Linked DNA regions of Homo sapiens: region 2 is linked to region 1. A link is a contact called in ENCODE Hi-C or POLR2A ChIA-PET data. All regions are on one chromosome and are shown on one strand. The core of a region is the stretch at or near the end of the contact, and the rest is flanking DNA. Distances in the headings are between cores, read along the strand shown.

Region 1 (6,792 bases), core at 1,995-4,494:
CTATCCCAAAAAAGAATTTTAAAAGTAAATTTTATGATACAATTTTTAAGTTTGGTTACATCCCAAATTGGATTTTTCTTTGTTGGCAGGGAAAGGGAGAGTTGATGAAATATTCTAGCTGCTTCTCTGAGCTAAGGCTAAAGGTTTTCTTCTTTGTTGTTTTCTTTATCACATGTTTGGTAATTTAGGGACACACATCACCACCAAATAACAGATTATATGCCAATTTTCCATTTTGGCTTTGCTTTTTTTCCTGCATAGTGAGTATGTTGACTTTTTTGGAAATCATTACATTACAAATTCTAGGCTAAGAGTTTACCTGATCTCTAGTTTGAATGTGAAAGAGGATGATTTGATGTTTTTTTTTTTTTTTTCTCTCACCCAGGCTGGAGTGCAGTAGCGCGATCTCGGTTCACTGCAAGCTCCGCCTCCCGAGTTCAAGCAATTCTCCTTCCTCAGCCTTCCCAGTAGCTGGCGCCTGTCGCCACGCCCGGCTAATTTTTTTGTATTTTTTAGTAGAGACGGGTTTTCACAGTGTTGTCCAGGCTGGTTTTGAACTCCTGAGCTCAGGCAATCTGCCCGCCTCGGCCTCCCAAAGTGCTAGGATTACAGGCGTGAGCCACCGCGCCCGGCCGCTTTAATGATGCGCCCGGCCGCTTTAATGATGACCGCTAAATGATGCTTTAATTTCTCCATTAATGAGGGCCGGGGGCAGTGGCTCACTCCTGTAATCCCAGCACTTTGGGAGGCTGAGGCGGGCGGATCACGAGGTCAGGAGATCGAGACCATCCTGGCTAACATGGTGAAACCCCGTCTCTACTAAAAATACAAAAAATTAGCTGGGCGTGGTGGCGGGTGCCTGTAGTCCCAGCTACTCGGGAGGCTGAGGCAGGAGAATGGCGTGAACCCGGAAGGCGGAGCTTGCAGTGAGCCGAGATCGCGCCACTGCACTCCAGCCTGGGCAACAGAGTGAGACTTCGTCTCAAAAAAAAAAAAAAAAGAAAAAGGCCGGGCAAGGTGGCTCATGCCTGTAATCCCAGCACTTTGGGAGGCCGAGACAGGCGGATCACGAGGTCAGGAGATCGAGGCCATCCTGGCTAACACTGTGAAACCCCGTCTCTACTAAAAATACAAAACAATTAGCCGGGCATAGTGGCGGGCGCCTGTAGTCCCAGCTACTCGGGAGGCTGAGGCAGGAGAATGGCGTGAACCCGGGTGGTGGAGCTTGCAGTGAGCCGAGATTGCGCCACTGCACTCCAGCCTGGGCGACAGAGCCAGACTCTGTCTCAAAAAAAAATTCTCCATTAATGAAAATAAAGTAAATTACACTTGCATGATTATGGATTTTAATCCTGATTTATGTTGGGTTAAAGAAGTTTTAGTGCCTCCACTAAAAATGAGATAGAATATAGATGAACTACTCAGCTTTACTATGTATCCTGAATGAGTTAAGTACTCAAACAGTAAGAAATTACAAACATCTCTAACACAAATCTAAACACAAAATGCAGGAACCATATTCCTGCTATATCATTTGTCTTCCTTCTTGATTCGCTCATAGTACACAAATGTAGCAAAATCAATAAATATTGAACTCATGACATCACCTAAATGTGAAGTATTCCTGCCTTAGTAGTCTTCTAACAGTATGGTACCTGTGAATAAGTAAATTTCTTTATAATGATCTCTAAAACATGGCTTAAATTCTTTGGCCGCATTGAAATCTATAAAATAGTGCTTTCAATAAACCACTGCCTTGAGTTTGGAAATCGTTTTCTACACAAAGTCTTTGTTGCATTTGGAGAGGGGGAGGGATGGCATTTTTTTGTAACAGGATTTGACCTGTAACTATTATTAAGAATTTTCTTAGAGGAGTTCAAAGCATTTTACAGGGATCATCTCATTTATCCCTCGAAAGTAAGGCAGAGGCATTATCTCCACTACAGATTGAGAACACTAAAAGGCCAAGATAGGTGGGGCTTTTTGTTGTTGTTTTGCTAAGATCAAAAAGTAATTCTAGGGCAAAGCCAGATTCCGGTCTGACCTTGTTACATGATGCTTCTTGCAGCACCATAATACAATGTAGTTGCTTCCCTAGGTTTCTCTTTGGCTATGCTAGGTGTTGAATAATTTTCAGGGTCAATTTTTATTCTTCCCTGCTCCCTGAAAATGAGTGTTAAGATGTAGATAAGTACAAAAGAAAACTCTCCAATCCTTCCTACCTGGATTTGGAGTACAGGATAAACAGACAGAAATTGGCATCTTCCTCCCCTCCTCCAAGTTTTACTGCCTAGCCCAATGCTAATAGAAAAATAACCCGAGCCACAAATGCAAGTCCCATGTATAATTTTAAATTTTCTAGTAGTTACATTAAAATATATTGTATTTAGCCCAATACAGCGTATCCAAAATATTAACACTTCAACACGTAATCAATATAAAATTATTAATGAGATATTTTGCATTCTTTTTTTTGTATGGCTTCAAAATCTGGTGTGCATTTCTCACTTATAGCTCATTTCAATTTGTATTAGCCACATTTCAAATGCTCAGCAGCCACATGTGACGAGGGAGGACACTGTTGGACAGCACAGGTCTAGACCTCAGTAGCTCTCCCTTCAGATTAATGCCATGTGAATCGAATGGGTGGTATGAAGAATGGATGCTGAGTCCTTGGAGAATCCACTTGCACTTGGGTGGTGACTGATAAGAAGCCCTAGCTGTGCCATTTCCTGATACATGACTGTTTTTGAAGTTATGGACTCAGGATCTAGAAGACTGCAAATCCCCAAATACGTCTAACACCCAAGCTCACGCCAGGACCGTGCTTCCGGGCCTGTGTGAGAACCTAAGCTATGGAACCTGTCAACTTCTAGGGCTGCAGATTCGTTGGGCCCTCACATGTGGCCCGTGGAAAGGAGGCATCACTCGAGGAAGAGGAGGGCTTCTAGAGGGGCAAGGCCACCCAACTAGGGGCTTCTTGAGGGCAGGTGCTCCAAATGGCCGCTTCCTGAGGGCAGCGGGTCCTCTTGTGGCCTCAGGCAGGGCCCTGAAACCGGCCTCACGTGTTTGCAGCGCGAACTCCTGTGCTTCCACCAAGCGCTCTCGGGGATGCGGGGGTGGTGTCAGCGCCCCGGCCCCAGCCCGCACCCCGAAGTGGCTCCAAGGCTGCAGGTGTGAGGGGCGTGCCCAGGGCTCGGCCCGCGCCGCCCCATGTGACCCGGTCCGACATGGTGTCGCCTCCTCCCGGGGCGGCGGCGGTGGCGGCTCGGGCTGGGCTCCGCGTCGGGCCGGCCCCGCGGCCGCTCATGGGCAGCCAGGGCCGCTCGGGGCCCCCCGGGAACGGCGGGCCCGGCGAGGGCGAGGGCGGAGAGGCGAGGAAGCTGCAGGAAGGGAGGGTGGCGAGGGGGAAGCGAAGGAAGGGGAAGGGGAAGGGAAAAGCGAGAGCGGGGCAAGGCGGAAGAGGAAGCGGGGCGGAAGGGAAGCCCGGGCCGCAGACGGCGAAGGAGGCAGCCGGGCCGGGGGCTGACGCGGGAGCGAGGGCATGCCCAAGGGAGGAAGCAGAGGGAGGCAGAAGCGTGGAGGAAGGGGCGAGAGGCATCGTCAAGGGAGTCGAGGGGAGCGCAGGGGCCGGGAAGGAGGCACAAGGAAGAGAGTATGGGAAGAAGGAGGAATGGAGGGTCAGGGCTAGGCGGCGGGAGGGCGCCAGGCCGGGAAGAGCACAGGGACGAGGGGGTCAGGCTTGGGCCGACATCGCGGGGACAGGGGTGGCCATGGCGGCGGCGGCCGGGGAGGAGGAGGAGGAGGAGGAGGCGGCTCGGGAGTCGGCTGCCCGCCCGGCCGCGGGGCCTGCGCTCTGGCGCCTGCCGGAGGAGCTGCTGCTGCTCATCTGCTCCTACCTGGACATGCGGGCCCTCGGCCGCCTGGCCCAGGTGTGCCGCTGGCTGCGGCGCTTCACCAGCTGCGATCTGCTCTGGCGCCGGATAGCCCGGGCCTCGCTCAACTCCGGCTTCACGCGGCTCGGCACCGACCTGTAAGCGTCCGCTCGCCCGCCCGCTCCCCGCCCCGAGCCGGCCCCGCGTCCCGGGAAAGGGCGGGGCGCCGCGGCCTGGTCGGCCCAGGGTCGTGTCGCACCCCGAGTTTCTAGGCCTACACCTGACCTCCGCCTACACCCTTTCCCGAGCACTCTCGGGGACCCCTTTGCCCCTCCTCCCCAAGGCCTCCATCTGAGGCAGCCTCCCGAGAGCATCCCTCAGTAGGCACCCTCCCGGGTGGGCCGCTCCTCACAATTAGCCATCTTAGGCACTCCCTACAGCTTTCGATTGTGTGTTTTTGCAGAGGTTTAGCTGCCCCGGTTCCTTCGCCCCAGAGGAGCCAGTCTGGTACGGTGCTTTGGACGATTCCTTGAGTCCAGGTCTAGGACTCAGGTTCCTTAAGTGGTCTATCATAAATTTTTGTGGACTTTCATCTTTCATCCTCCCTACCCTTTTCTAAAGGTTGTTAAGCTTCAGGGCTCGGACCTTAAGAGAAGCCCTCGGTCCCAGTGTTCAGCCATAGTTTATGACTTCATATAGGCAGAGCGACACGAAAAAGGGGGCCTGCTTGAGGCAGGAGGCTGGAGTCTGTCCAGGATGTGTACAAGACATGGTATTGCAATTTGGCCTGTTTTTGGTAGGGTCTGAGACCTGTGAATGAAAAACTTTTCTGAACCACTTAAACTGTTAAATAGGAAGGAAAAAACATGTAGGGAATTGGGGGAATAAGAGCTTTCAGATTGCCCCCTATTCCACCCATTTTTTAAAAAGTAGTTCTTTCTAGTACATTATGACAACATTAAATAACGTTTTTAAAAACATAAAAAGCCATAATACCATCACCTCTAGACAATTATTTTCATTTAAAAACCTTTTCAGTTGCACATATAATTGCTATCTTACTGATCCTAACAGAATAGGTACATAGTAAATGTTTGTGGGCTGTCGCATAATGAGATTAAAGAACATCCCTCTACTATTAAACTTACATGTAGTGTTCAGCTTTTTGTTATTATAGATAATAATGAAATAATGCATTTTTGAGTAACAGCTTTACTGAAATATAAGTCACATGTCATTACCATACATATTTTTTAAAAATCAGTTCCTTAGGATAAAGTCTCAAGGTGGCATTATAGCAAAGGTTATGGTTTGCAGAGGTGCTGTACCAAATTATAGTGGGACCAGCACAGAGTGAACAAATTTTATGTGAGAATTTAGAAAATCTTTGCCACTTTAGTGGTCATTTAAGGTACCAAAGTTGTGTTATTTTGCATCTCTTTTACCACTGGCTGGGATAAATATATTCCCATGTGTTTGTTTCACCTGGGAGACTGTCTCTTCCCACTCTTTGCCCATTTATTACTGGGGTCTTCTTGTTTTTCCTATAAATTTGGAATCTTTGTGGGTCTTAGATGTTAGAATCTAGTCTGTCATCTTTGATCCAGATATTTTTCCCAGTCAATTCATTTTACTTTACTGTTTTACACTTTATTAGGCTCTGCCAGTCTTTTGTGATTTTTTTCTCTTTTTCTCCCCAAAGCTGAGAAATTTATAATTCCTCCACAGACCTGATAAATCTGTTTCCCACTGGTTTTCTTACAAATTTGATTTTTTTTTTTTTTTTTTTTTTGAGACGGAGTTTCACTCTTGTTGCCCGGGCTGGAGTGCAGTGGTGTGCACTCGGCTCACCACCTCCTGGGTTCAAGCGGTTCTCCTGCCTCAGCCTCTTGCGTAGCTGGGATTACAGGCATGCACCACCACACCCAGCTAATTTTGTATTTTTGGTAGAGATAGGGTTTCTCCATCTTGGTCAGGTTGGTCTCGAACTGCCGACCTCAGGTTATCTGCCCACCTCGGCCTCCCAAAGTGCTGGGATTACAGGCATGAGCCATGGCGCCTGGCCTAATTTAATTTTTTAATAGTTAACACTTTCATCAATATCACTTTTGGTGCAAGAGGTGAATTCAACTTACTATTGTTGTCTACAACTTTGTTAAGTAATTCTCTTTTCCTTTGTTTTGGACAGCTTATTTTGCCATATAATAAGTTTATATATATATTATATATAATATACACATGTATATACACATAGACATATATGTGTGTATATTGGATCTATATCTGAACTCTTCATTGTGTGTCACTGATACAGTTTTCCATTTCCATACTATTTTAAATATTGTTACTTTTTGATAGAGTCTAGTAATCTGTCAGGGTAAGATTATCCTGTTGGATTTATGTGTGTGTGTCACTTCTACACTTCTGTTCAACTCTCTGTCAAAAAAAAAAATTCTGTACTTTTTCAAGGACTTTTGTGGTTTTCATGATAAAGTTCTTACATATCTGTTGTTGCACTTACTCCTATGTATTTCCGAAAATGTTATGCATTTCGTTTTTATTGCAAATACACTCTCTTCAGTATGTTTTCTGGCTGGGTATTACTGAATGTAGAAGATTACTCTACTCTTGTAAATTTTGAATTTGATGGTTTTTTATTCTAGGATGATTGTATTCATGATAATGGTTCCTTGGGACTTCTTGGGCATGCAGTCTTGTCACCTGCAGAAATAGTTTTTTATTCTCTTCCTTTCTCATGAGAATAACTCTTTCAAAGAATATTATCAGTTAACCTATAAGAGAAGTCTAAAGTGACTGTAACCCAAGCTAGCTAAGGCAAAGTTTGGCTTTCTCTCTCTTCATATAGAGATTGAGTGAATGAATGAAAGAATTGATGTTTATTTTCAAATGCTCTAAA
Region 2 (7,167 bases), core at 462-2,961, 210 kb before region 1:
GGACAGAGATTCCTTGACTATATGAGAAAGCAGTCAATTTGCAGAGTAAGAGAGGAGAAAATATAGAAGTTCTGTTTCTAAAACAGTGCTTATAGCATAAACAAAGTTCTTTAATTACTTTAAAACTAAATTTCTCCTTTTGGTAGCGTCACCTTTCAGGAGGAAGAAAACTTACTGCTCTTTCTGGTATATTGAAGAGATGGCAGCTAATAACCTCTTTGTGAGCATAAAACAATTATACCAGCCTCCTGTGGAGACAATCTGCCAGAGCCAACCGCCTCACCCTCCGCATGGGCTTCATTTTCTTACTCTGGAATCTCATCGACTCTCCCCTAAAGACCTTCATCTTGTTGCACTATTATGATGAATGTTTGGAGCTGGCTCTCACCCCCTGCTTTACTAGCTATTACTGGAGGTGCCGTCAAAGAATCAGGCCCCAAATTTATCCTCCCATTAAGTCCTCTCCTGGGCAGCGCTGCTTGGTTCTGAGTAGCAGTCATCTAGTTTCCCCTCCTTTTCCCACCTCCCGCTGCCTTTGAATGTAAGGAAACTGCAGGCCCTGTTGCAGACAAAGAGCTGTGGTAGAAAGTAAGGTTGCAAATCACTTTCTACCACAGCTCTTTGTTTGCTCTTGTTCTAGACCTGAAGAGAAGTGCGCACGTATGAGTGCCTGTGCGTGCATCTGCTGTGAGACCTCCAACATCATTTTCTGTCACAAGCCCAGCCCAGAAGTGCCACAAGTGACATTTCTTCAGTTGGTTGGTTGTATCTGTCTCCCAGCAATGTCTTTAGGATTTCTTCTCCATAATAAGTTAGAGATGTATCGGTTTCTGGACACAGGGACCTTACCTACTTCTGTCTATTCATATCTGTTCCTCTGAGTAATAGACATATGGTCTTTGGCTTTTTAAACTAGTTATATGATTTTTTGAATTTGTCTCACAGCTACTCTTAACAGCCTTCCCCTTGTGAGAGTTTCTGTTGAATAAAAGCTTTCTGGGTCTCTGATGTAGTTGGTTGGCATTTGGTCAATTTGGGGCTTTCATTTTGACTCTCAAAATTATTTGCAGAAAGAAATAGGGCCAAAAGGTGCTTCAAGTGCCATTTGTAAATCTTAGGATAATTGATAAGTATTCATTTATTCTAGCAAGCAGTGGATTTTGTTAAATAATAGATACTGATTAGGTCTCAACAAATCTGACCCTGTTAGCTTTGGTGCTAACTCATTAATAAAGCTGATGTTGAGGCTGCCATTAACATTAGAAAAGCGATGTTCCCTAGTAATATTTCTTTCCTTGAGGAGAAACTATTTTGCAATGAAGTTTTAACTTCTTCCCTTTTCAGAGAGACTATCAACTTCACTTAGGCAGAACGGTTCAATACTTTGGGCAGCTTGTTTATTCTTTATTTACTTCTTGATTTACCAAACTATCCCATTTTCTTTACCTCACTGACATAACTGCTACCCAGCCCCCCTGCTTTCTCCCATCCTCTCTACCTCTCAAGCCTCCCTTCTGTAGCCAACCCTACCACCTGCCACAGTATCCACACCCAGGCTTCTTATAGGAAGCCATCTCTGTGAGGGTCTGTCTGAAAGCAACATAAGTCAGTGCTGGAGCAGGTGAAAGCAGCCTGCTTTTTCAGAGCTGACGAGAAGGGCGAAGCTCTCTGTCACAGTGGGTGGGTGAGCAGCTAGGGCCGAGTAACGCCACGTCTCAGTGGTTAGCACCTGCAGGCTCAGAGCTGACAGTGCACTGTAATAAGATTCATCTTTGTTCACTTAACTGATGTGGGCTTTATGGTAAATGTTCGTTTGCTTAATTACTTTGGCAGACTTGCTGATTGCCTTTCCTGAGGAGTTCTAAAAGGTCCCCCTGGGATGGAGTATAAGCCTGTTTCCGTGTCTTTTAATTTCATTCTTTTCCTGGAGTACTTGAAAACCAGTACGTGATCCATATGGCCCACCCTCTCATCTCTCCTGTATGTGAACATCAGGACCACTGCTATCTAGTATGGAATCCATATGGCCCACACTGGACCACTGGGAAATCTTGACAGGTTTCTTCCTCCTTTGTGCACATGAGATCCTCCTCCTCCACCACTGAGGTATTATGTATGGCTCATCTAGTCTAGTTTAGGATTCATATGCCTCTTTTTCTCTAACTGGCATGGGATCCACAGAATATTTCCCTCCTTCCTCAGTCTAGCATGTGATCCACTAAAATAATTTCCCTTTATTTTTAGAGACAGGGTCTTGCTCTGTTGCCCAGGCTGGAGTACAGTGGCATGATCACAGCTCACTGTAACCTCAAACTCCTGGGTTCAAGCAATTCTCATGCCTCATCCTCATGAATGGCTAGGGCTATAGGTGTGCACATTATGCTGGCTAATTTAAAAAAAATTTTTTGTAGATATGGGGGTCTCACTATGTTGCCCAAGCTGCTCTTGAACTCCTGGCCTCAAGCAGTTCTCCCACCTGGGCGTCCCAAAGTGTTGGGATTACAGGCATAAGCCACTGTGACCAGCCAATTCGCCTTTATTTTTGAAGTGACGGGAAAAGAAGACTAGTCAATTGCTCATTTTCTTGCTCTCCCATGCTTAAAATTTAAGTGTCTTATAATAAATTGATTAATTGGGCTAATGGGAATGAGGTGTAATTAAAATATTTCAGGTTTTTGTCTCATGCCAGTTTTTAAAAAGTTCTTAATTCATATTCAAGAGATTGGAATGTTCACCATTAATCAAAATTAGATCAGTTTTGGGGGTTTTGAGCTTATCTCCAGTGCTTCAGAATTCCTCTTAGGTATGTGTTAGGATTTTCTTATGTTCTGAAAAGGGACAGAACATCTAATACACATTTTCTTATAGGCCATTTTGTTCCTTTATATTCATTTGGCATTTCTGAGCGTGTAGAGGAGCCTTGCTTCTGGAAATAGGAAATCCAGGAAAAGGGAAATAGGAAAACCAATTCCAAAGATTATTAGAGGTTTTCATTCTGTAGCCCCAGGAACTCTGCCAGTAACTTCGGACCTGCCACTAGAGAACAGAGTAAGGTAGTCAGAAGCACAGAGTGATGGATCTGAGCAACGATAGGATAATCTTATAGGTGTTTTATGTTTAGGAAAGTTTTGGAGCCTCTTTTCATTTATTGAAAGATTTAATAAAAAGTAGACATAAGGGGAATGGATTAAGTGATGATGCCTTTTATGGAAATGTAGATGGTCCATTTGACTTTTGTGGTTCTTTCAACACTTGTGGTTCATTCTTCTCCATTTACATTGGATCATTGGGTAAAGTAAGCAACTAGATGCACTGGTCAGTAGTTTATCCTTCTTGCTGGTTGTCAAAATGCCTTTTATACTAACTAAGGTTCCATTTTTGTGTCTTTGGTCCTGAAAAGAATGGCCACAGGGACAGTAGTATAATTTATGGAGGGAAATAATTGTCCTGAAAGGGTTAAGACCTAAACCTTAGGGGGTAAGTTAGAAGGATAATCCTAACAGGTCAGTTGCTGATGTTTTGATTAGATAGTTTCAAAGTGAAAAGGTTAGAAGGTATTCTTACTTGAGGTTTTATTTTGTTTAATGTTAATCAGCAGAGTCTTTGAGGCTTGTAATGCACTTCTGTTAACAGGCATCAAGGGAAATTGCTTTTTTTGTTGTTGGTGATTTGGGTGGGCTGAAGATTCATTGACTCCATGAAGAAGGAAGCTTAGTACTGCATGAAATGGGAGTCTGTGAGGCAATTCTGAAGGTGAAAGAAATGTTAGTTTAAAATTAAATAACTCAACCTCAGATGAACCATTTTAACTACTGCCACATACACTCAGTCATACCTTTACCCCTTCTCAAAAGCCAGTATTTTACCTGTATGCCTGAAGGTTTCCCAGGTAAAAGCAATTACGAATATGATGGTTTTCTTGTCTTTAATCTCAGATACCTGAGAACATACTCTGTAGTATATTGCATAGTAGTATATCACTGGACTGGTCTAGGAAAAGGGAAGCTGCCTTGGGGGAAAAAAAATTCCTTAGGGCTAGTTAGATGGTATACAGGAAAACAGAGAGGAAAGTTTTGGAAGTGAAATTCAACCAAAGAAACTACTACTCAGAGAGGTTGGTCTCTTGCCCAAAGTCACACAGTTAATAAGTGGAGGAATCCAGATTTTTTCAAATCTCCTTTCTCTAAAGCCTTGCTGTTTTCTGTATGAACCATGTTGTTCGGGGAAGCAATGGTATTTTAACTGGGCCTTCAAGGAAAAAGATGACTTAGGCTTTTTAGTGGTGATAACATTCTATGTGAAGAGATCCAGGTAAACAAAAGCAAGACATCCAGGTGTAAATATTTAGTAAGCATTTGAAAATACAGGGCTACAGCTCTTAATGAGGTTGGAGCTTAAGATCCAAATTTTTTACTAAGCTTGAGAAATTCACCCACAATCAGACTCGTTAATGTAAATCTGGTAGTCTTATAAGAGTAGTTTTAGGGTGAAACCTTCAAGAATCTTCATATACATACATATATGTGTGTGTGTGTGTGCGCGTGTGCGCGTATTGAGTATAACAGTTATGTTTCCTCCTTCCTTGGAATGAGAGTTACAAAAACAACTTTTGCTTGTTTTTCCCTGTTCTGCCTGAAAGATGTACATAGCAGCTTTTAGAGATAGCCTGCTTCCTTCAGGTATCTCAGTAATGAAACAATCGCCATGTTCTGAGCTTCTGAATGAAACTATTTATTTATTGTTTCATTAAAGACTCGTAGATGCTTCTGTCCATGGGAGATTGCATTTTGGAGGATTTGCTTTAGCTTTATATTGGATATGAGGAGGAATCCACATTTTCTTTTTCTTCTTCTTTTTTTTTTATTTCTTAAGACTGGGTCTTGCTCTGTCACCCAGGCTAGGGAGCGCAGTGGTGTGATCATGGTTCCCTGCAGCCTTGACATCCCTGGCTCAAATCATCCTCCCATCTCAGCCTCCTGAGTAGCTGGGACTACAACAGGCACATGTCACCATGCCCAGCTAATTTTAAAAAAAAAAAATTTTTTTTTTTGTGCTCCTGAGCTAAGCACTTCTCCCACTTCAGCCTCGCAAAGTGCTGGAATTACAGGGGAGAGCCACCGTGCCTGGTCCACATTTTCTCTTAAGCTATATTGCCTACATTGTTAAAGGAACATTTCCATGCTTATCTTTAATGCAAGTTCGACATTAACTATGTGTCTCAGTTAACAACCACCCGGCACTTGGGAAAAGAGAGCTGCTTTGCAGAGTCATGAGTCAGAGAGAATAAGTTTACAATGGACCAAGAAATCCCCAGCCGGTTTACTGTTCATCCTTACTGTTCCATCTATCCACTTCATTTTGCTTCAGCCTGTATAAGTGACCTCTATCTTCTGCAGTCAGAAGTTGACAGTTGCATTGGAGGGTGGCCCAGATTCCTGCTCTTAAAGGTGCATTGGGCACAGTGCCATCCCTCACTGTGGCTGGCTTTAGCAATTTCTCTTTACTATGATGTTGTCTATTTATTTTTCCTTCCCCTTTGGGACTTTCTAATTCAGTGGCTTTAGAGGCCCCGTATCAGAATAAAACACATTCCCCCACACCTCACCTCATCCTCCCCACCCTCAAACAAACACACAAACAAAACCTAGGCTTACTTTTAGAAGGTATTAGATTACTTAAAAAAGGAATGCCAGAAAGCTTTCCTCTAGCCTCTTGATATGACTTAAGAGGAAGAAAAGCTTTATTGTCATCAGTGTCAACTTTTGCTCCTTCTTTGGGAGGACAGCTGTTCATGTCTGAGCCACCTTTTTTCCTGGGATGAGGATAAAACATTTTAATTTTTATTTTCATACTTTGGGAGGATAGCTAGTGATTCTGGATCTCCAGAAGCAAAAGCTACTTACAGTGAAACTGGACAAAATATTGGTGAGCAAAATAAATTTGGTACCTGCTGTCTTGGAGCTTTTAGTTCAAGTTTCAGAGAAGCTAGAGGTTTGGTTAGAAATTACATTCTCTTTTCCCACTAAGTTCTGTCTGTGGGTAGAACTCCTTTCCCCTTCCTTGGGCCTTATTACTACCCATATTTCTTTAAATCCTCTTCCCAATTCTGTTTCCCTGAATAATGTGGGCAACTCCAACTATTGCTGGAAAAATAAATTGGTAAAGGATGTTGAGAATAAGAGAAACTTTCTTCTCATCCACCAACCCTGCCACCCCCCTCAACATCCTATTCCAGCAGCCAAAAGTTGACATCCTTTGCCACATGCAGAACTTTTGACTTAAGTATATCATACATATTACCATGAGTTGGACTCTTCTCACCTCCAGGTAGGGTCAGTCCTTCCTGAGCATGTGCCCTTCAGCACCAGTCTCACTCGTCATCTCTGCCACCTTTTGTGGTATTGCACCACAGAGCCCTCTCTCTCCAGAAGCTCCTGAAACTCCAGCTTCTGTAATTTATAGGATAGTCCATGGCCCAGTGAGCTCCTTTTCCTACTGCCATCAGCATTGCTAACATATGCAAGCTTTAGAAAAGTTTTCTTGGTGAGTGAATCACCCTGGGAATCACCACATTAATTCTGTGTGGAACTGGTTGGAGAAAGCAGCTTGCTCAAAAACTGCTGGGGCCAAGGAGGCCATAATCATTTATATATGATACAGTTCATCCACTTAAAGTGTACAGTTCATGTTTTCTGGTATAATCATAGGGTTGTACAACCATCATCACAATCTAACTTTAGAATATTGTGTTCCCCCTGAAAGAAACCCTATACCCAATAGCAGTCACTCCCTATTCTTCCCTAACCCTCCTTGTAGCCCTAAGCAACCATGAATCTACTTTCTGCTTCTACAAATTTGCATATTCTGGACCTTTCCTATAAATTGAAGTAGCTGTACCATTTTACACTTCCACCAGCAATGTATGAGAGTTCTTCTCCACATCCTTGCCAACACTTGTTATTGTTTTGTTTGTTTGTTTGTTTGTTTGTTTGTTTTTGAGACAGGGTCTGTGCTCTCACCTAGGCTGGAGTGCAGTGGCTCCACCTTAGCTCACTGCAGCCTCGGCCTCCTAGGCTCAAGTGATCTGCCCACCTTGGCCTCCCAAGTAGCTGGGACTACCGGCACACGCCACCATACCCGGCTAATTTTTTTTTTGTAATTTTGTAG

What was found. Hi-C counts contacts between places; a loop is a spot of excess contacts on that map. ChIA-PET counts read pairs that join two places held with the same protein, here RNA polymerase II (POLR2A). Pooled maps may share reads with other maps.
Region 2: a pooled map shows a loop between it and region 1 (2.3-fold over the local background). The contact joins the enhancer-like site here to the promoter of FBXW4 in region 1. A Hi-C loop is called at or near these places in 2 of 50 pooled maps. POLR2A ChIA-PET finds 5 or more read pairs at or near these places in 3 of 52 experiments (H1, activated CD4-positive, alpha-beta T cell and naive thymus-derived CD4-positive, alpha-beta T cell).

Annotation. Positions count from the first base shown.
Region 1 is chr10:101,691,622-101,698,413 of GRCh38, reverse strand. It overlaps FBXW4 (F-box and WD repeat domain containing 4), which reads left to right and starts at 3,244. Exons shown (of 9, transcript NM_022039.4): 1 at 3,244-4,033. The coding sequence starts at 3,309. RefSeq lists silencers at 3,075-3,354, 3,385-3,434, 3,715-4,174 and an enhancer at 4,485-4,564.
Region 2 is chr10:101,896,060-101,903,226 of GRCh38, reverse strand. All of the region lies in intron 23 of ARMH3 (armadillo like helical domain containing 3), which reads left to right. Among named protein-coding and RNA genes, the nearest start is that of KCNIP2, 56 kb to the right of the region's middle. RefSeq lists enhancers at 98-761, 761-920. Within about 2 kb of position 1,711, at least 3 of the 41 ENCODE cell types and tissues checked have a DNase peak (open chromatin) inside an H3K27ac peak, as active enhancers do.